4 separate regions of the Mus musculus genome follow, and all the other regions are linked to region 1. A link is a loop called in an ENCODE intact Hi-C map of the cell type or tissue named here. Cell type or tissue: heart. All regions are shown on one strand.

What was found. Hi-C counts contacts between places; a loop is a spot of excess contacts. Peaks named below come from ENCODE experiments on the same cell type or tissue, not always from the same donor. Only the 100,000 strongest peaks of a DNase experiment are listed, where the experiment ranks them.
Region 2: a loop joins it to region 1, with 2.9 times the contacts of the local background. A loop is called at or near these places in 5 of 42 quality-filtered maps.
Region 3: a loop joins it to region 1, with 2.0 times the contacts of the local background. A loop is called at or near these places in 2 of 42 quality-filtered maps.
Region 4: a loop joins it to region 1, with 2.4 times the contacts of the local background. A loop is called at or near these places in 3 of 42 quality-filtered maps.

The regions. Positions count from the first base shown.
Region 1 is chr14:121,795,098-121,800,097 of GRCm38, reverse strand. It overlaps a transcript of Dock9 not described here. Among named protein-coding and RNA genes, the nearest start is that of Ubac2, 81 kb to the left of the region's middle. In heart, a CTCF peak has its summit at 2,467; DNase peaks (open chromatin) are centred at 1,457, 2,157 and 3,367; H3K4me3 peaks cover 2,679 bases; H3K27ac peaks cover 2,222 bases; H3K27me3 peaks cover 1,367 bases.
Region 2 is chr14:121,876,665-121,881,664 of GRCm38, reverse strand. Ubac2 (ubiquitin associated domain containing 2) reads right to left here and starts at 3,059. Exons shown (of 9, transcript NM_026861.2): 1 at 2,891-3,059. The coding sequence starts at 2,921. 1810041H14Rik (RIKEN cDNA 1810041H14 gene) reads left to right here and starts at 2,257. Exons shown (of 2, transcript NR_130999.1): 1 at 2,257-2,457; 2 at 4,654-4,806. In heart, a CTCF peak has its summit at 3,010; a DNase peak (open chromatin) is centred at 3,114; H3K4me3 peaks cover 2,259 bases; H3K27ac peaks cover 1,760 bases.
Region 3 is chr14:121,646,356-121,651,355 of GRCm38, reverse strand. The region is part of intron 9 of Dock9 (dedicator of cytokinesis 9); the gene reads left to right. Among named protein-coding and RNA genes, the nearest start is that of Dock9, 50 kb to the left of the region's middle. In heart, no CTCF peak of the experiment used is centred here; DNase peaks (open chromatin) are centred at 2,465 and 4,555; H3K4me3 peaks cover 473 bases; H3K27ac peaks cover 1,679 bases.
Region 4 is chr14:121,696,475-121,701,474 of GRCm38, reverse strand. It overlaps Dock9 (dedicator of cytokinesis 9), which reads left to right and starts at 3,058. Exons shown (of 54, transcript NM_001081039.1): 1 at 3,058-3,281. The coding sequence starts at 3,162. In heart, a CTCF peak has its summit at 3,012; DNase peaks (open chromatin) are centred at 3,014, 4,264 and 4,850; H3K4me3 peaks cover 1,784 bases; H3K27ac peaks cover 1,311 bases.

The DNA.
Region 1 (5,000 bases):
TTCATGTACGAGTGGGTGTCTTTAGAGCCTAAAGAGGATGTACGCTCTCACTGCAGCTGGAGTTACATGCAGTTGTGATTGTTCCAGCAATTGGTAGATACATCAGATACTCCATATGGGTGCTGGAAATTAAAACCCCAGCCCTCTGGAAGCCAGTCCTCTTAACCCTGAACCATGTCTCCGGGTCCGAGGAGTACCTACTCTGAACAGGTTACTTACTGTTTTCTTCTAAACACAGAAATTCTCTTTCAAGATATCTCTGATATTTAAAGGAAGTTATATTTTCAGGTGTGTGGTGAATGTTTGCTTGTAATCCCTGCATTGGGAGCCAGAGGCTGGTTCATCATGAATCACGACCGGCCTTAACTAGAGGAGATACTTTGAAAAACAAAACTCATGTGCCATTAGAACATGTGCATATCTTCAAGTGAATAAGACATCGTCCAGTAAGGTCGTTAAAAGTTGAGTAAATGCTTGAATTGTAAATATTTCTCTGTAGTAGTCATTTGTACGCAAAAATCTCAAACCTGATTATCTCTTCAGTACTTACTAGAGTCATCAACGACACAAAAGAAAATTTCCTTCGCTTTTGGAAAAGATCAGGCTTCTCCTTCAACATATGTAGGATTTTTAGAGACTGAGTTCAGAGAGTTTTATGATTCACGCGTGTATCTCAGTTCACTTAACAGGGCAGCTGTTCCCAGTGTAGCTCAGAGGCATAAACAAAAGTCCTGGACAGTCAGATAAAACCTGTTAGTTTTTCCACAGAAAGCAGGGCGTGGTTGGCCTGCCTCTGTTTTATTATCACGTAGCCTTAGCCGTACTCTGAGAAAAGTCTAGGACATTCCAGGTTTGCACAGAAGAGAAAAAAAGCTGGTGTGTAATTAAAAAAAAAAGTTCAAAGCCTCTAGTCTCCATGGACACTGCACGCAGGTACACAGACCCACAAAGTAACTAAAATTGAAACTTAAAACAAAACGACAAAAACTAAACAAGGAATTAAAAAAAAAATCTTTCAATCTTTCCCGCTGTTCAATGTTACACCTTGTGAACTCAACTCAGTAGGGTGCAAAAAATAAATAAATAAAATCCAGTTCAGCAAGCATTTATTGAGTACCAGTTGCATACCCGAGCTCTAAATCTTAATGTGCCAGGCCGGCTCATTAATCCCAGAATGGTGGTGTTTTGCTCTCTAAACTAGGTATTTTCTCCCTTCAGCTCTAATATTAGCTTTAGGCCAGGGATTTGGGTTTTTGAAGAGGTGGGACGCAATTCCATTTTTTTTTTTTCCCCCATAAGTTTCCTAACACTTGATCAGGAGGCGTCCTAAGAAATCCCCCGGCCCCGCCTCTGGTTTTCAAGGCCAAGCCTCGGAAGCTGACCAGGCAGGTAAGAAGCTGTCCATCAGGGGGTAGTGGGTGTGGCTTGAGTAGCCGGGCCAATCAGTGGAGCCTTCCTGAAGGCTGACTCTGGGCCGGAGAGCCCGCCCCGATGGAAGCCACAGAGCATGCGCATCAGCGGAGCCCCAAGCTCCCCTGCTTGCGCGCTCTCTGCGCGGGGGCTAGGGCTGTGCCCTTGTGCTTTACGAGGGAGAAAGGAAATTTGGGGGAAGGCAGAAGAGGCTTCAGGAGATGGTCCTCTCGGAGGTACGCCGTCAGCAGCGGTGACCCCGGAGGTCCCGGGTTCGGCACCCGCGGGGTAGAAGGCTGGCACTGCAGCTGAGTCACATCAGTTCGCTGTCCTCAGGCTGTAGCTGAGATAATCGAGGTCCAGGAGTCACGCTGGCGTCCTAGGTGACGCAGCACGCGGCCCGAGGTCTGTGTTGGGCCCTACGCCCATCCGGATCGACGCTGTCCAGTTCCACCGCGAGCCACATGTTTGGGGACAGTAAGGTGGACCCAAATACGCCCGACTAGTCTCGAGGGCGAGGACTTGTATCTTCTCAGTCACATAAATAAAGACTACGTTGTCCGGTGCCTCGTTCAGGGCATTATGGTGCCAGCGAGTCCGCACCCTCACGGCTCTTTGGGGCCTCGACAGTCTCTTTGGAGACCCGGGGAAAGAGGTTCAGGATGTAGGGTCTGTGCCCTCCGGGGCGGAGGAATCACCAGATTCCAGAGTCAGGTCCTGCCCACCGACTCCGCCCCATCGGCCCCGCCCCACAGGGCGCCCCGCCCATCGGCCCCGCCCCACCTCGCCGGACGCCCCGCCCCTAGGAGGCGGCCGCGCAGGGAGGTCGGGGGCATGGGGGAGTCGCGGCGAGCGCTGCGCGTAGGATCGTCCGGAGCTAGCCCAGGCGCCGCAGCAGGCACGCGGGCCCGGGGAGGACACCTCGGGGCGTGACGCGGCACAGAGGGCGTGGCCCGGGCTGCAGCGCCTGAGGACCCGACCGGGACCGCGGGTTCCCGTGCCCCGGGCGCACCTGGCGGCGGCGCGACCGGGCCAGACCGCGCGCGCCGGATCCCGCAGCGGCGGCCGGAGGATGGCGCAGCAGCAGCTCCCTGTGTCGACGGAGACTCGGAAGTTCACCCGGGCTTTGAGCAAGCCCGGCACGGCGGCGGAGCTGCGGCAGAGCGTGTCAGAGGTGGTGCGCGGCTCGGTGCTCCTGGTGAGCGAGGCGCGCAGGTGGCGGGCGGGCCTGACCAGCGCTCTGGTAAATCCGGAGCAGACAGAGAAAGGGAGCGGGCGGGCAGCGGGGAGATCTTTGGGGGCCGCAACTTCCAGAGTCCAGAGCTTGCCCTCCTAGGGCTTTTCCTCTCCTCCTGGGAAATTTCCGCCCTCTGTCCACTTCCCTGCCCCCCACGTTACCTGTCCTCTGCCAATTGGGAAGTTTCTCTGTCCTCACCGCATCCTCGGTGTTTCGGGGGGCTTGGCAGGTGCCCGGGCCTCATACAGTGTAGAGGAGGTGGGGTCTTTACCACCCATCTGATGGTCCAGCGAATAGGTTTCCCCGCGGATGTTTGGGTGGGCAGATCTCTGCTCAGTGTGCTAAGCTGGTGTCTGGAGGCTTCTTATGAGTGGCAAGGGGTGAACTTGCTCGTTTCATCCTTGGTACAAATTACTTTGAAGTCTGGGGACTTGAGGCTAGCATAGCAAGACAAACCAAGGTGAACCCAGTCGTGTCAGTGACTCCTGGAAACAGGCCACTGGGTGTGAGAAAGGTGAAGTTTAAAAAATCAACTTTTTCACAGCCAGGGACGGCCCTGCTGTATTTGGAAAAGAGGGCACGCTGAGATGCTGGGCTGGTGCCGGGAGAGGAGCAGTCTGTGCTGGAGGGAGCTCCTCAGGGCAGCTGGAAACTTTTTAGCAGCTCTTTGCGTTTGTTTTCTTGAAGGGGACTTGTTTGTGGGTGTGTTCCTTGGAACATGTGAGGAGATGAGCCTTGAAAGTAATGTCTGTGGCCTTGTGGTGCAGTGTGTGGGGGATTGCCAAGGAGCATTGTTTATGAACACAGGGCAGATGCTTCGCTTTTCGTGGCAGATCGGAGCCCGTCCTGGGTCAGACAGGAACGATGCCGGTGTGAACGATGCTGGTGTGAACGATGCTGGTGGAGATTTGTGTTGATTTCCATATCCAGTCTGCTCAGTTTGGATTTTCTGTCGTTTGCCAGCGCTGCCAACTCACCCTACATCACTCAAAATTGAGTTTGATCTGCGATAATCAGGGATTTTATTTTTCAGTTTTACAGAACTTGGTCAGTTGAAGAACGGACCAGAACCTGGCTGACCGTGTCTTTGATAACTTGTATTAACTTCTGTTGCCGAAGCATCATTGCTTTTTGAAGCTGCAGGAGGGAGTAGTCTCAACCTCTGTGGCCCCCCTCTCTCCTCTCAGCTGGGACTCTTTCTTAATTGGGGTGCTGTGATCATCAGGGATGTTAGGAAAAATTGGAACTAACGATACACTTTCTTGTGCTGTGACTTCCACAGTGCCACACTAATCAATGTGCTGCAGCCCTTGAATATCTGATTCCTGTTTGAGGGTGGCCCATTGACAGTATCCCCACGTGTGACATGCTTCTGCTGTTTTGGTCTAATGAAACTTTTAGTAGTATGCATTTTCCTTGGACACTCTTAAATATAGCCAGGCACTTTGCTGGTGTCTCAACTCTTAGTTTTGTCTACCTGTCTGTCTGTCTATGGTCATGTGTCTGATATAATCTATGATGAAATTGTTACAAAATATGAGGAAGCTGATGACAACGTAGGTGCAGAGAAGGCTCCTGGCCCGGATGGGGGAATGCAGAACATGGGAGGAGTCTGGGAGAGGTTTCAAGCCACTAAATATTACCCATGAATCTCACCTTCCACCCTTTTCCTGTGTCTGCCAGGAAGTCACAGCAGGTGCACCTGTCACATAAATTCTGGCCTATCTCTGTCCTGTGAGCATCTGAGACAGTAATCCCGGTTCTCTCGGGAGGCGGCCATGCCTTGGTCCGTTGGTGCCTGCTTAGATGAGAGTGTTGATCTTCTCTGCTTTGGTCACCTGGCCTAGTGCTAGCCTTAATTCCACAGCACCCTAGATGCCCAAAGCAGCCCTGAAGATGGCCCAAGGCAGCGGGCGATGCCAGGGTTCGACATGTGCTTATACACATGGCATTGTTGAATAGATCTCCCCTCCTTCTTATGGACTCAGATCTGTGGGCCCTTTTTAGTCATTCTGTATTAATTTGAGGAGCGTATGGGTAAGTATACAAAATTGAATCTGCTGTGGCAGACTTTATTTCATCGTATTAACTGAATAATTACCGAGGTTTTGCCAAATTTGGTTTATGTGCATCTTTCCCTCCCTCCCTCCCTCCCTCCCTCCCTCCCTCCCTCTCTCCCTCTCTTCCTATTTCTCTTCTTTTGCTTCCTCTCTTCCTCCCCCTTTCTCTAAACTTTCTCTCTTTCCCCCTTCCTTACTGGTGTCTAGTCTCAGGCCTTTTAACACATTTCACCACTATATACGTAGTGTTTGGTTTTAGAAACTAGGAATAGTTTCTATGACCCTCATAATAT
Region 2 (5,000 bases), 82 kb before region 1:
GAATTCTTACTAATAAAATGGTTACATGTATTATTTAGTGACAGGGTTAGTCTACATGTGAGAATTTAAACTACATTATGCACACTATCTACAAGCACTTTTACCCAATCCTAACTGACACAGAACAAAACAGTGGCAAAGAAATAATCACAAGCGCCCTTTCCCCTGGTTCACTGCCCTAGCAGCGCACGCCTCCTGCAGAACCTTGCACACATCCTGCTGCACTGCACCTTCTGTCTTTGTGCATGCTGCTTCCTTTCTTCAAAACAACTTTCTGAAGGAACCGTACGTAGCATGCCTGGCTCCTTCATTTCTCAGGCTTTTCCCGCAAACACACAGCAGCCCTCTACCAGGACCACCATCCACTACACGTGACAGTACTGAAGAGCACTTTGATTACTGACTGGCCTGTTTGATGCTAGACTCCTTTACTCTGTTTACCACATTACTGTCTATGTAAACCATGCAGGGCTTCAGGAGGTCCTCAACTGAATGAACGGGAGGGGAGCGAAGTGTTAGCACTAAAGCACCTTTATCTCCTGATCACAAATGTCAGATGGGCAGGCAGGTGCGGGAAATGGCCAGAAAGATGGCTAGTCACAGCCTCTAGGCAGAGATGTATCAATCACCCCTCTGAGGGTGCTTGCTTCTTCCTCAGGATCAGACCTTTGACCTAACCACGGAGCCACACAGCTGCCTACCTAAAAGGACATCACTCAGCGGAGTAGCTATGTAGGAGAAAACACTGAAGCAAGAAAAGTCATTACAAGCCGGGAGGTGGTGGCGCACGCCTTTAATCACAGAACTTGGGAGGCAGAGGCAGGTGGATCTCTTGAGTTTGAGGCCAGCCTGGTCTACAGAGTGAGTTCCAGGACAGCCAGGGCTACACAGAGAAACCCTGTCTTGAAAAAAAAAGAAAAAGAAAACAAAACAAAACAAAAGGAAAGAAAAAGAAAAAGTCATTACATTCAGGAACGGCCAAATGACTGATCTAGGGAGAACCACCACTAAGCTCTATTGTCAAAATCAGAAACATTGAACCTAAGACTTGCCTAACACCGTGTTTCCAAAACCAAACAGTTCACAGGTCCTGGATGCTTGTCAAATGCACACCTAAAGCATGACCTAAGCCATCCCAGTAACTCCTCCGCTCTGAACACCGGCTCGAGGGAGCTCAAGAGGGACCTATAACCTCAGCTTTCCCTAGGCTACAGTTGGCCCTGAGAACACACCTGTTCAACACGCACCCATGCCAGCTATAACAAATGATTACCTTTCTTAAAGCTGTGCTACAAATGCGACTACAACCTAATCCATACTGTGCTGCCCTCGATCAGATTTCTCCCGTGTGCATATGTGTGCGCACGTGTGTGTGCACGTGTATACCTGTGTGCATGCTGATATTGGGATGTCTTTCTGAATCACTCCACTTTTTTTGACACAGTAAACTGGCTGGCCAGCAAAGCCCTGGGGAATCTCCTGCCTCCACCTCTCACTGGTGAGTTATAGACACACACTGCATGCCTTAGCTTTTACATGGGTATTGAGAATTAGAACTCAGATATTCATGCCTGCAGGACAAGCTTCATAACCACTGAGCCATGTCCCCAGACTGTCACTTTTTAACTTTTACATGTTTGGTACAAAAGGGTGCCTCAAGATGCTGAGAACAACTAAAATCGAAGAAATCTGCTGTTGACAGATCCACCCACATAGTGTAACCCTAGGAAAGCCACACTACCTTATTCATCCAAACAGTAGTTTGAAGACCAACTCACTAGTAGTTCTGATGGATTCTGGGGCCAATACGTCAACGTTTCCATAACTTAAATTAGGTACTAAATATGGAGATCATAAACAACATTAAACCTACTTCAAAGCCTGAGATTACGGTGAGAGGTGAGGACGACTTTAAATTATGTCGCTGGCTCTGACAGTCAGCTCTCAGACTATGTAACAGGAGTGTTCTTTGAAAGGCTCATGACGTTCACAACAGAATGTACCATCTGGAGATGCCAGGCACTTCTGTGCTCTAGCAACATTAACTTCACACGCAGAGATGGGAAATACCGACAGAGAAAGAAACTGCGAACTGCGGCTTGTTCAAACAGTTTGCTGTTAGTGTATCAATGCCTAATCTCAACACTGTTTAGTTAAGAGTCCACTCTCTAAAGTCAACTCAACATAATGTCGTGGGGGGGGGGGGTGCCTGGAGGTTGAATAAACTTCTCCGCCCTCTACCTGCTGACCACCGCAGACACTCCTGGAGAGTGCAGCGGCATCCAGAAGCAAAGCTTGCATTCTCTTGCCAAGTGACTTCCTAACTTCACTGAAAAGCGCTCACTTTTTCAGCTCGCAAAAACTCTTCAAGGACAACGGGTAAGATGTACGTGGAAGTTAATATTGAGGGGGCAGATTCTGGAGCGGAGGATGAAATTCACACGTTCCAGGAATCAGGTGGGTCCCAAAGAAGCCTGTATGAATGAAGGGGGAGAGGGAACCGAGCAGGGTTCCAGCGTCGCCCCCACGGGAACATCTTCCAGCCCCGCACTCGAGTCGCCAAGTGCGTGCGTGGGCCCGGGCCACGAGATGAGCGGGGCACCCGGCTGGACCCTAACTGCCCAGCCCACCTGCAGCAGGGCAGGAGCTGCTGCGCACCTTGTGGGAGACGCCGGGAGCGGAATGGACGTGGCACCCCCTCGGCCCTCGGGGCTATGGTGGGTGCGGCGCCCGCTGCCCCCTAAGAGCAAGAACTGACAAGGCTCGGGCGCGGGAGGCAAGGGGCCCCCAGCCTCCTGCAACCCCGAGTCCCCCGCTGCCCCGAGCCGGGTCCGGGAAGAGCTCGGAATGGAGCGAAGGGCGGCCCAAGGATGAGGGAACCGGTACTCACAAAGCCCACTGGAGCCGGTGCTGGTGAACATGGTCCCGCCGGGCCCGGAGCCCCCGCGGGGCGTCAGGGGGAGGGGAGGCAGAGGTGGAGAGCCCCCAGCGACCGCGCAGGCGCACTGTCAACCAGCGAGCGAAGTCGGCCCGGCGAGGCGCTCCGGAGCCGCCAGGAAGAAGGCGCATGCGCAGCCCGTGGGGCGTGCACACTCGGCCAGAGCCCGCCCCTTCCTTCCCAGAGAGGAAGTGCGTAGGTGCGGGCGAGCCGGATGGTAGCTGCTTCCGGTAGTTCGGGGCGGGTTTGGCGCATGCCAGAATTCCCAGTACAGAACCTTACGGCGTGAAGCGCCGTGAGCGAGCCGGTTCTTCCGCCACAGAACACCAGGCCTTTCTCGAGACCTCTGACCTTTCACTGGGCGAGACGGCCGCGAGTCCCACGCATGCTCAGTACTTCCGTGTGGGCCTTGGCGCTCAGTGAACAGTCTGCTTCCGGTGACCCACCAAGCACCTGGGGTTGCTGGGGTGAGGGTGGACAAGACGGCTAGTAGAAGAAAAAGTTTTAAAAATACACTTAGCTTTCTGTTCCGGGCAGTGGTGGCGCACGCCTTTAATCCCAGCACTTGGGAGGTTGAGTTCGAGGCCAGCCAGGTCTTAGAGAGTGAGTTCCAGGACAGCCAGGGCTTGGGGGGGGGGGGGGGGACTGTATGTTCATCCAGTTGAGTTATTTCGCAGGAAAATTATTTCCTTATGATCTTCGCAGAAGCTGATTCCCACAAAATCTGTAGCCCACTTAAGACTGGTTCTCAAACTATGGGGTCCCTGGGAGCACTGAAGGGTGTTCAGAAGACCCGGCCGATTTTTGTAGTAATGCTAAAACGTGTATTTTTCCTTTCCCGTTCTTTTTCATCCATGAGTAGTAAGGTTTTCCAATTAACCAGCGCCTGATAAACCAACTGGAACTGCAGGACGACCAAGTGCGTGTTAAGGCAGATCCCCAGTTGCAAGTAATCTAGAAGCCACCATTTAAACTTTGACATTTTATGGAGGGAAAAATGCCATTTAATCTAAGTGCTTGCTTTTCTAATTCCAGACCTACTCTGGGTGAGCTTTTCTTCATATACTTCATCCAAAACATCACAACAAACTAAAAAGAGAGAAGTGCGCAGGGAATCCCCACAGGGTATTGAGCCAGGCATTAAAAGCATTCTTCCTTAAAATGGTTTGCCTAGGAAAGTACCCGGTGTCAAAACTGAATGGTTGAATTTGGACATTTTTGCCTGATTCATCTAAGAAATGGCCCTATAGTGGTTAAATACATAGAAACGAGGGGGATAGTGTAGATTTAAGGAAAGCTTCAAAGTCACATTATGTCTCTTAAATTACTGTTTTGAAATTTAATCCTGTCTACTTAAGTCCTATATATTATAGATAGTAACCACTTATGGTAAACTAATATAAACTATAAAAGGTTATTATCTAATCAGGGTTAGAGAGGAAGAAATGAAGTAAATTCCTCATTCCGTTGAACATTAGTATGTTTGGAAGATCTGAAATCTGAAAAGATAGAAAGCTGTGAGATGAACAGTAGTCAGAAGTTTTGTAGCAGTTGCACATACTGACTGATATCAACATGAAAACTCAATCGTCACAAATTCAGGGCTCATAGGAAATGAAAACACTTGAGTGGAAATATACCAAAAATGAAGTGGTCAAAACTTGAAACTCTTGAAAATTATTCCACAGGAAACACTTTTTTTTTTCCTCTTCCAGTATCGTGAACATCAGTGCAGCAGTTCTGGTCACCTGGATTTATAAACACCAAGAAGTAGCAACAGCCAGTGTGCAAGTCACTGACAACCCAAGTCACCAAAAATCTTACTGAGAACCCATTAGCTCCTTGAATTAAAGATTATTTTGTGAAAAGAGGCTTGATCGTCTTGTTCTGCACCTGAAATAAAGCATTTCCCATTCTGTTGTTTTAAAATATTTACTCTGTAACAAGTGTACATAATTTTGTTTTTATAATAAAAAAGTAGTGATACCAAAATATGGGACAACTTAGATATATATTTTACCTATGTCAGAAGTGTTAAGCGAAGGGATTAAGTTGCACGCAG
Region 3 (5,000 bases), 150 kb after region 1:
GAAGAAATCAGGGCAGAAACTCGGAGCAGCAAACTGGAGTCAGGATCTGAAGCAGAGGCCATGGAGTAACGCTGCTGGCCGGTTTTCTTTTCCATGGCTTGCTCAGATCGGCTTTATTATAGGACCAGGACCAGCAGCCCAGGATGGCTCTGTCCATAGTGAGCTGGACCCTCCCTCATCAATCATCAGTTAAGAAAATGAACCACGGGCTAGCCCACAGGCCAGCCTGGCTAGGGCATCTTCTCAGATGACCTAACTCAGGTCAAGCTGACATAAATGAGCCAGTGCACTTGGGTGCTCTTTATCTACTCGATAGCCACAGTTCCCAAGAGGGTGATTGTGGTAATCTTGTCACTGCAACTAAAGAGGAGCTGCTGGTTTATGAAGCGTGTGGCCGGATCACCTGGATCAGCAGGAGAACAACCGCAAAGCTGGGCTCCTCCCTTCGTGCATTTTGTAACTTTGAGAAACCCCAGAGTCACTGAAAAGCACAAGGAAAAACAAAACAGCCATGTTGTGTTGCCTCTCTCCCAGAGCCAGTGCTGCCCCTGCCACTACCTCGTCAGCCTCAGTGGCAGGCGCATCCTTCAGACACTGCCTTTGCTCCCATTCTCCTTCGAGCCGCAGCCCCAGCCGCAGCCACAAACTGTGATGCCTTTACCTCCATTGTGTTCCGTGTTTTTACAAGTATTTCACCACGAGGACGCAGGGTGTTGATCCTGGATGTTTGAAAGTTGCTTTTCTGTTTACTTTGCTCTGATGTTCAGTACTATCTCATTTAGCCTTGTTTCGGGTACAGATCTGGTCAGTCATTTTTATTGTACTGTAGAAACATTTTAGCTCTTAGGCTATTTCCATTTTTTCTTACTTCGAACAATGTTACAATGAGTATCCTTGGCCCGATCTCCTGTGTGTGCATGTGCACACGGGTGTGTGTGTGTGCGTGCGTGTGTGTGTGTGCATGCATGTGTCTGTGTGTGTGTGCATGATTCTTTTAAATGAGTGACGCCTTTGTCTTCACTATCCCTCATTCTTTTTGTGTCCTTACCTTTCTGTTTTATTTTTAATAATAAAGTAAAATGGTGACTGTACACACCCACACGTTAAGCACTGTAATAGAATCATGCTGTGTCAATATAGGATTGCAACTAGACTAGCATTCAGCATTGACCTTTCTCAGTATAAATTTTCCTGGCTGGAACTGTGGGTATTGTTTTTCCTCAGGACTTAGCTGTTTCCACAGAATCTTTTTAGCACCTGCCTATTAAAGCTAACTTTAGAGCCCTCATTGTAACCTATGCCTAGCCTGGAGGAGTTTTGGGTTCTGGCTTCTATGTTTATTTTCTTGCTTTTTCTCCCGTGTGTGTGTGTGTGTGTGTGTGTGCGCGCGCGCGCGTGTTTCAGTCTCTGTGTCTCTGTATGCCTGTGTTGTATGTCTGTGCATGTGTCTGTTTCTGTGTGTTTGTATGTGGTGTGTATCTCTATATGTGTCTGTGTGTGTGTCTGCCTGTGTGTGTATGTGTATTTCTGTGTGCCTGTGTATATATCTGCATGCCTGTTTCTGTGTGTGTGCATATGTCTGTGTGTCTGTGTATGTGTGTGTCTGTCTCTGTGTGTTTGTGTGTTGAGTCTGTGTATTATGTCTGTGTGTGTGTCTGTATGTGTGTGTCTGTCTGTATGTGTGTCTGTGTGTGTGTCTGAAACCCAGGGCCTTGGATATGGTAGACCAATACTCTATCACTGAGTTGCACCCCTCACCCCATCATGTTAGGAAGTCTAGGCCTCGTTTGACACCCATATATGCATGTATCTTTATTTCTGGATGCTCAGAGGACCCCATAGCAACGGGTTAGAACTGCTTGACTCTTAGTTTATTGAAGCAGCACACTGACGCAACCTAGAAACCAGAAAAGAACTTTCTGGCAACTCAGTGAATAGCATGGTCACCTAAGAAACAGCTCAGGTTCTTTGAGTCCCACATTGGTTATTTAACACCTGCATTTTCAGGCCAGGTCTGGCGGCACACCACTGGGGAGGCAAAGTAGGAGGAATGCAAGTTCAGGGTCAGCCTGGCTCATAGCAAAACTCTGTCTTGGCCAAAGCAAAGCCAACAAAGAAATCCAATTTTTTTCCCCTATGAAGATGCATAAGAATTTTAGCTTTGTCTTCTGGTACCTGGCAGAAAACAAAGGCGAAAAAGGGGACAGTGTGTTGTCCTTCCCCCAGGTGTTCCCGTGAGGATCACTGGACCTGTGGATCTGTCAGTCCCTGTGCCTTCAGAATGCTGGCCTTCTCACAGTTGTGTTGTGAGGGGCCAGGCTCTACCTGGTGGCTGCCGGCCTATGCCTGGTCCCTTTGTGGTCAGCCCAGCTGTTTATCGCCTCCTGTTACAGTGCTGGGGTTGTGGCTCATTTGTTGAGGGAGCACGGGAACTGGCTAGCGAATGGACATCCTGTTTTCAGGAGGAATGAGTCCCGTGTTACAGAGTCAGATGGAGTGTGTGTGGAAAGGGGGAGGAGGGGAGTGTTCTCTGGGTAAAGAGGTCGGGGAAGCGTTTGATGGGAGGCCCAGGCAGTGTGAAGACTCTACAGTCTTCAGGGAGGATGCCTGGAACAATGGGGCCAGGCAAAGGTAGCTGGGGGTAACTTAATGGCCGAGTCCTCTCTGGACAGCTTGTCATTGCCTAACTCATCCTGTTCCTCTGGCTTTTGTTTTCTCCACTGAGACCCACACTTGGACAAACAGGAAATGTCTGACGGGAAGTTGTTTCAGTGCAAAATAACTGATGTTTCATTCTGGAATATTATGGACTAGCCTCATGATGTGAGTGAAGCCAACTTGGATTTTCAGGGTTGTTGGTGTGTTCTTGGGGCCTTTGCTTATTCCTGGAGAAAAGGCGCATCTTTACTGTTTCCATACCAGGGACAGACTGTATTTACCCTAAAAGTTCATCTTTTCCTCCTATTGTCTAGCAGGGAAGCAAACAGTTTTTACTGTAAATATAACAAAACACAGAGCATCAGTCTATAATTGTAAGAATTTATATTTAAAAGGCGTCTGTGAACCAGTGAGTTGGTTTCTTCTAGAACTCGGGGAGCTCCTCCCTCTGATTGCCTTCATGTTAGATGAGGCCGGAGGGTGTGCGTTGCCTTCTTGTGTAGAGGAAATGTGAAGAAAACCTCAGCTCTCTTCCTTCATTTTCTTCTGGGGATAGCGGGGCAAACAGTAGCTCACAACTTGTCATCTTGTATTCTGAAAGAGAGGCATCTCACGTGACTCCAAAAGCTTCCATTCAGTTTCTTATCATTTTATCTCGAAGTCAAAGAACTTTTCTTTACAGGTAAGCCTTTCATAGTTGAATACAGGACAGAGAAAGTGGTGTCTGCAACTTTATAGTCTCTTTGAGGCTGGATAAGGGCTGGGGACCATGCTCAACAGGACTTGTGGGAACCCGTGTGGTTTCCTGGACACATTTTAGTTTAATAAGAGTTTTAAAGCCAAGTTTGTAACAAACACTTCCTTCCCTAAGTCTCAAACCAGAAACGATGCCATTATTACACCAAGGGATTGACTGCAGTTTGGCAGTCATTGCGTTGATAAGCCTTCTAATTCTAGAAAGTTCTAGCCTGGCTTTGTGTCTTGAGGTGAAACGTAAGTCCTTTTGAGTTAAATCTCATATATGCAGTAAATATGTGTTATGGTAGCCTTTTAATTTAAGAAGTAAATAATTGGGGGATGGGAGGGGTCGGGTGGGGGTGAGGGATGGCTCAGCGGTTAAGAGCACTGACTGCTCTTCCAGAGATCCTGAGTTCAATTCCCAGCAACCACATGGTGACTCACAACCCTCTTTAATGGGATTGATGCTCTCTCCTGTGTGTCTGAAGACAGCTACAGTGTTCTCATATAAATAAAATAAATTTTTTTAAAAGTAAATAATCTGGGGGCTGGAGAGATGGCTCTGTTGTTAAAAGCACCAGCTGCTCTTCTGGGGGGGGGGCGCTTAGATTCCTAGCACGTGCATGGCAGCTCATAACCATCCAAGTTTCCAGTCCTAGGGGTGTCTATGGGTACATGGTTCAAAGGCATGCATACAGGCAAACCACCCATATACATAACAGTCTTTTAAAGAATTACACATTTTGGCCTCAGGGGATTTTGCTAACTGTTTTATTTCATTTTGTCTAAATGACTCAACACAGTATTTTTCCTGTAATACAGTACAGGAAAAATTATTTCAAATTATTATTTGAAATAAGTAAAATTGCCCATAGATTTTTTTCACTTTAAATCATTTCTTCGGCTCACAGAAAACTAGAGATACATCACTGTCTCTTCTGGAAACATGAGAATGTCGGTGACTGGGCTTAAGGTTTACTGTGTGGGTTAGGAGGTATTTTTGTTTGTTTGTTTTGGTATGGCTCTTTGGGCTGAGTCCTTCTCTTTGCCGAGTGTGCAAGTGACAGCTTCTAGGGAAAGTCGCTCTGCTCCTGTCCATTTCCCCCCGCACATTTCTCTCTCTACTGAACCTAAAATAGAAAGCAGGCCACGGCCAGGATGCAGCCACGGCCGTCTGAGGAAGCTCCTACAGCCCTCTGGACTGGCCGACCACAGTCTATTTTCAGAGCAGGACTGAATCCCGCCACCCTGAAATGCGCTCAATTGCATAGTCTTGGGATAATTTTTTTTAACAGCTGTATTTTTGTGGGCACCTTGGCTGTGAAAGTGCATATTATAAGTATCTTTACCAAACATTGATTAAGATTTTACTTTTATGCTTCCTGTCAGTAAAACTGCCCGTGTTGGGTAAAGAAGTCAATCTTTTATCTTCATGATTGTCCTCCTCTTCCTGAGAACTCCAGTGGTAACCTGCTGTGATTCCTCTCCTGCCACACTGGGCACCGAGAGAATGTGTATGTGCACGCGCAAGACAGCTAGCTGCTTCCTACGTGTGCTCGTGATTTCCCAGTTACTTTGATAGTTTCTCTACCATTAAAACGTAT
Region 4 (5,000 bases), 99 kb after region 1:
GGAATAGCAACAGCAGTTACCCCCAAGTGAGCATCTGTACGCCATTGTGTGAAGGCTGTTTAGTATGTACGTTTAAAGTCCGAATCAGTTTGCCCGTGTGAGAAACAGGGCTAACTGACATAGAGTTTCCAAGAGTAGGTAAGACTGCAGACTGTAAGCAGTGCTTTGTACAGGGCAAACAGTGCTTCTCAGGCAACGTCTTAACCCAGCAGACTACTATGGATACCACTGCGGGTTGACTCAACAAATTGGATAGCTTGTTTCCTTAGCTGCTGGCTGCTGAGTGGCAGTGGAAATCTGAGGAAGATTAGGCCTATCCTGTGAGCCACCTAGAAGGTTTGTGAGCTGTTGCTCATGTCTGTGGTTTGTGCTGTGATTTCTAGCCTCTTATCTAGGACACCTCTAAATTTTAATTTCGTTCTTCTTTTGGCTTTATTTGTATGTAACTGAAACTCTCTACTCCTGCCCCTCTGTAACCTTAGAATGGTTTTTCAAATTCCTGGATTCTATTATTTTGGGATGCAGCTTTGATTAGAATGCCAGAGTTTGCCTTGAAAGATAATCTATAAGCTAGCCTCTTCTATATATTTTATTTTATTTTTTTCTTTCTTGAGACAGGGTTTCTCTCTGAAGTCCTGGCTGTCCTGGAACTTACTATGTAGAGTAGACAGGCCTCAAACTCGGAGTTCCGAAGCCTGCCTCTGTGTCCTGAGTGAAGAGAGTAAATGAGTGGTCACCACCATAACCTACCCAGTTTCTAAATCTTGGATAGTTTATTCTTTCTTTTCTTTAGTCTTTCGGGGAAGGGGTCATGGTGGGTGGGCCTTGAACTTCATATGTGTTTTAACGATAGAAAGATCTTGAAGTTCTGACCCTTCAGTCTCTACCTCCAGAATGCTATGATTACAGGCATGGATCCCAATTTCTGATTTATGTGATGCTAAGGATTGAACGCAGGGCTTTGTGCATGCCAGGCAAACACTACCAACAGAGCTATGTACCCAACTCTTTAAAAGTGTATTTATTATAAAAGCTAGGTTTTGATTTTTTTTTCTTGATACAGGAGCTTACTTTTAGTTCTAGGCAGGCCTTGAACTGGTGGCAATCCTCCTGCCTTAGTTATCCCCGAGTTTTGGAATTATAGGTGTGAACAGCCACACCCAGCAAGTTAACTATTTTTTAAATGGACTCAGTAATTTATTTACTACACAGTGGTGATCATAGTCAGAAGGATTTCTGGTGTTTAAATGACAGTGGCAGGTGCTGAAGGGAAAGAGGGAGGGCAGTTAGGCACTGTGTGGCCTCTCAGTTTCCACTTGAGTCCTACTGAGCTCTGGCAGTCTCCATCATCCTGGTGCCTGCAGAGTGATGGTGGGGCTGGGTGGGTTTGGACTGCATTTCTTCTGCTGGCTTCTGGTCCTAGACTATTTTGTACATTGAGACTGTGGATGCTATTTACTGACTATTATAATATTTGTATCTGTTACTAGACAGGTCTTGATTTCAAAGAAGTGAACAGGCACTAAATGGGAGGGGTTCCACCCGAAGGGCATCTTTACATTTAACCCACCTGTAGTACATGCTTTCTGTGCATCTTTGTAGCAAACCCCTTCGTGCATCTTTGTAGCAAACCCCTTCGTGCATCCTTGTAGCGAACCTCTCCGATGCTTGTGTTTTGATTTTTGCTAGTTGATCTCTTAAAAAGTTACTCCTTCAGGGAATATGAGGAAACAAAAAAGATAGCAGACTTCTTTTTTTTTTTTTTTCCATTTTTTATTAGGTATTTAACTCATTTACATTTCCAATGCTATACCAAAAGTCCCCCATATCCACCCACCCCCACTCCCCTGCCCACCCACTCCCCCTTTTTGGCCCTGGTGTTCCCCTGTACTGGGGCATATAAAGTTTGCAAGTCCAATGGGCCTCTCTTTCCAGTGATGGCCGACTAGGCCATCTTTTGATATATATGCAGCTAGAGTCAAGAGCTCCGGGGTACTGGTTAGTTCATAATGTTGTTCCACCTATAGGGTTGCAGATCCCTTTAGCTCCTTGGCTACTTTCTCTAGCTCCTCCATTGGGGGCCGTGTGACCCATCCAATAGCTGACTGTGAGCATCCACTTCTGTGTTTGCTAGGCCCCGGCCTAGTCTCACAAGAGACAGCTACATCTGGGTCCTTTCAATAAAATCTTGCTAGTGTATGCAATGGTGTCAGCGTTTGGATGCTGATTATGGGGTGGATCCCTGGATATGGCAGTCTCTACATGGTCCATCCTTTCATCTCAGCTCCAAACTTTGGCTCTGTAACTCCTGATAGCAGACTTCTGCAAGAACATCTGTGTATCTCTCTTCTTCAGGATATCTTTGGACTTCCCATCTTTTTCCTATTCTTGAGGGAAGAGACTTTCTGCTTTACGTTTCCACTCTGACCTTCTCCATCCTTTAACACTGGGCACACTACATCCTGGCACACACACGTTGTTGTGTGCAAAGAAAATGTCCATGGTAAATGCTTTGGCTGCATTATTAATTTATTCAGCATTACGGTATCATCTCCCTGGCATAAAACAGATACATGAGTTTGTCTGCTGCTGTCTGTCCTGCAAGGAGAAATGATTTCTTGAACTGTACCTCCTGGGAACACCCTTGCTTGCTCGTTTGGTCCTGCTTTGATCAGGAGCCAAGTTCTTGGTGCTTAGCCATAACACAAATGAAAGCGTTTTGAAACTGCAACTTTTAGACCAGCCAGGCGACCTAGCTGGGGGCTTCAGATCGGAAGTCCTTATGAGGGAGCCTCGCTGGGATCGGCAGGCTTCCTTCTCAATGCTGCACTATTTGGATTCACATTGATTTGGCCCACGCTGTGTGGAACAGACACAATGAGGCTGGTCTTTCATTGCAGAGGCAGTACACTGTGTATTGTTCTGTTTGGGGGTTGTTTTTCTTTGGCCAGCGAGCAGGAGCCTCCCATTCTCCTAGCTGTAGTAACACCCCTAGAGGCTGGCCTTCTCGGTCATGCCTTCCCCACCCCTCAGGCTCTGCACTTCCAGTGCCTGGGAAACAGGCTTCAGGCTTCCTTTCCTTTCTCTGGCCAGCGGTGCGGCTGGTGGGGGACTCTCAGCTGTCCCTGCTGCAGGCTTTCTGACAGTGGTCTGTGTGGAGAATGCAGGCTGAGAAGTACAGGACGAGCGGTAGAAGTGACAAGAAGGAGTTGGTCATCGAGTCCCCCCTGCAGTACAAGGATGCAGCTCAGGCAGACGTGGAGGCAGAGAGCTCCACATTGGTAAGAGTCCCGTCCTGTCGCCCTGTCCCGGGACCGTGACTGCTTCTGAATGAGTCAGTGACCCACCGCATCCCGCTGCTCTTTCTGACTTTCCGACTTGCTCCTTTCTGACTTGCTCCGCCTGTCTCTAGGAAACCCTTATCTCTACCTTTCCTTATAGACTGGCCTGAAGTCTACTTCCATCCTTCCTCAGGAAAGAAATGTTGACGTTTGTGGGTGAACAGGTTTCTGGGAGGAGCTTTGCATAAAACAATTTAGTATTGTTCAAAAATTTTGTCACACCTAGCCACAACGATTTTTTTTTTTCAGAAGTCAACTGGGCGGGGGTTTTAACAGCACCCTGGGAGTTGGAAAGGAAGTATTTTGCAGACTTAAACCCTTCTGTGCATTGTCTATTTATGTCAGTGAGAAAACAAGGCAGGTAGGTGCTGAGGAGTGCACGCCGGTCTCTTCCCCTTGTTTATTTTTATCAGGGGCGTTTGTGTTGAACAGAGTCAGAAAGAATCTCAGCTGACAGCAAAGTTGATGTTTTAGCATTAGCCAAACCCATAGTAGTTTGAACAAACTCAAGTGCCTTCTTAGACTCTGGAAGGGAAGACCATGTAAAGTAATTGTGTTGTTAACCGTCAATGAGTAGGCTGTGCTTCCCGTTTGGAATTTCTTTAGTACAATAAAGGCACATAATTTTTTAAAGCAAGCTGCAGAAACCACCAGCGTGCTCTGCCGAGGGGACAATTGAGCCTTTCACACGGGCTGTTAAAGGGATTGTCAAGCTAGTGCCTAGTACCTCTGTGTAGCTTTCCCCACCCCAAACATGGAAGTTCAGTTGTGGCTGCTCTAGTGCTCTAGTGTTTGGTTTCCAGTTTACTGCACTGGCAATTAACAGCTGTGAGGGTGGGAGCTTAAACTCTCCAAGAGCATATTTCACCCTGACCGAATCGCTTTCCTTTGTGATGAGGGGGGTTAACTTACTTGTATTGCGCCGCCTTCAAAACTGTACTGCTTGTTCTTGACTGAAAGTCAGTCAAATAAGTTGGCTCCCCCTCCCACCCCACCCCGCCACACGCACACAGTTCATTTTTAACATACAGATTTACTGCCTCCGCCCCTTTTCTGGAATATAAAGTTTACAGTTGTTTGCTCCCTATCTTCAAGCCTGATAGATAGCTCATTGTATCATCGTGGCTTGAGTCACCTGCATGCCTCCTAGGGTGAAATCCTAGAGTGGAAGATGAAGGATGTTGTGTGGTTTGGGTTTCCTGGGTGGATATCCTGAAATGTGTTTGTTCTCTCGTGGTTCTCTGGATGGGCAGAAATCGTTACCGGAAGAACTAAGTAGCTTGTAGTGATGTTCTGATTTTTTTCTTTCAAATAATGTAGAAGTGACTTCTCTTAAAAAAACATGACTGCTCTTTCTAGTGTTCTCATGTTTTCTGCGTATGCTGTAGTTCCTTGTTTAGCTCAGTCCAGATGGTTCCACTGGGAATTGTAAAAGACAAGGCTGGGCCAGCTACAGGTGTACATGGGGAAATGATTCTTGGGACATGGAAACTTCTGGTCCCGTGGAGTGGTCCAGTTCCGTGCACCTGCAGAGGGGTGTGGAGAGGGAAGGAAACTGATACAACCTGACAACTTTCTTATCTGCAGGAGTTTCTCTTCCACAGAGGTAAACAAGATAAGAGGGGAATATCAGATAGAAGCCAGGATGTTTAGGGGGTG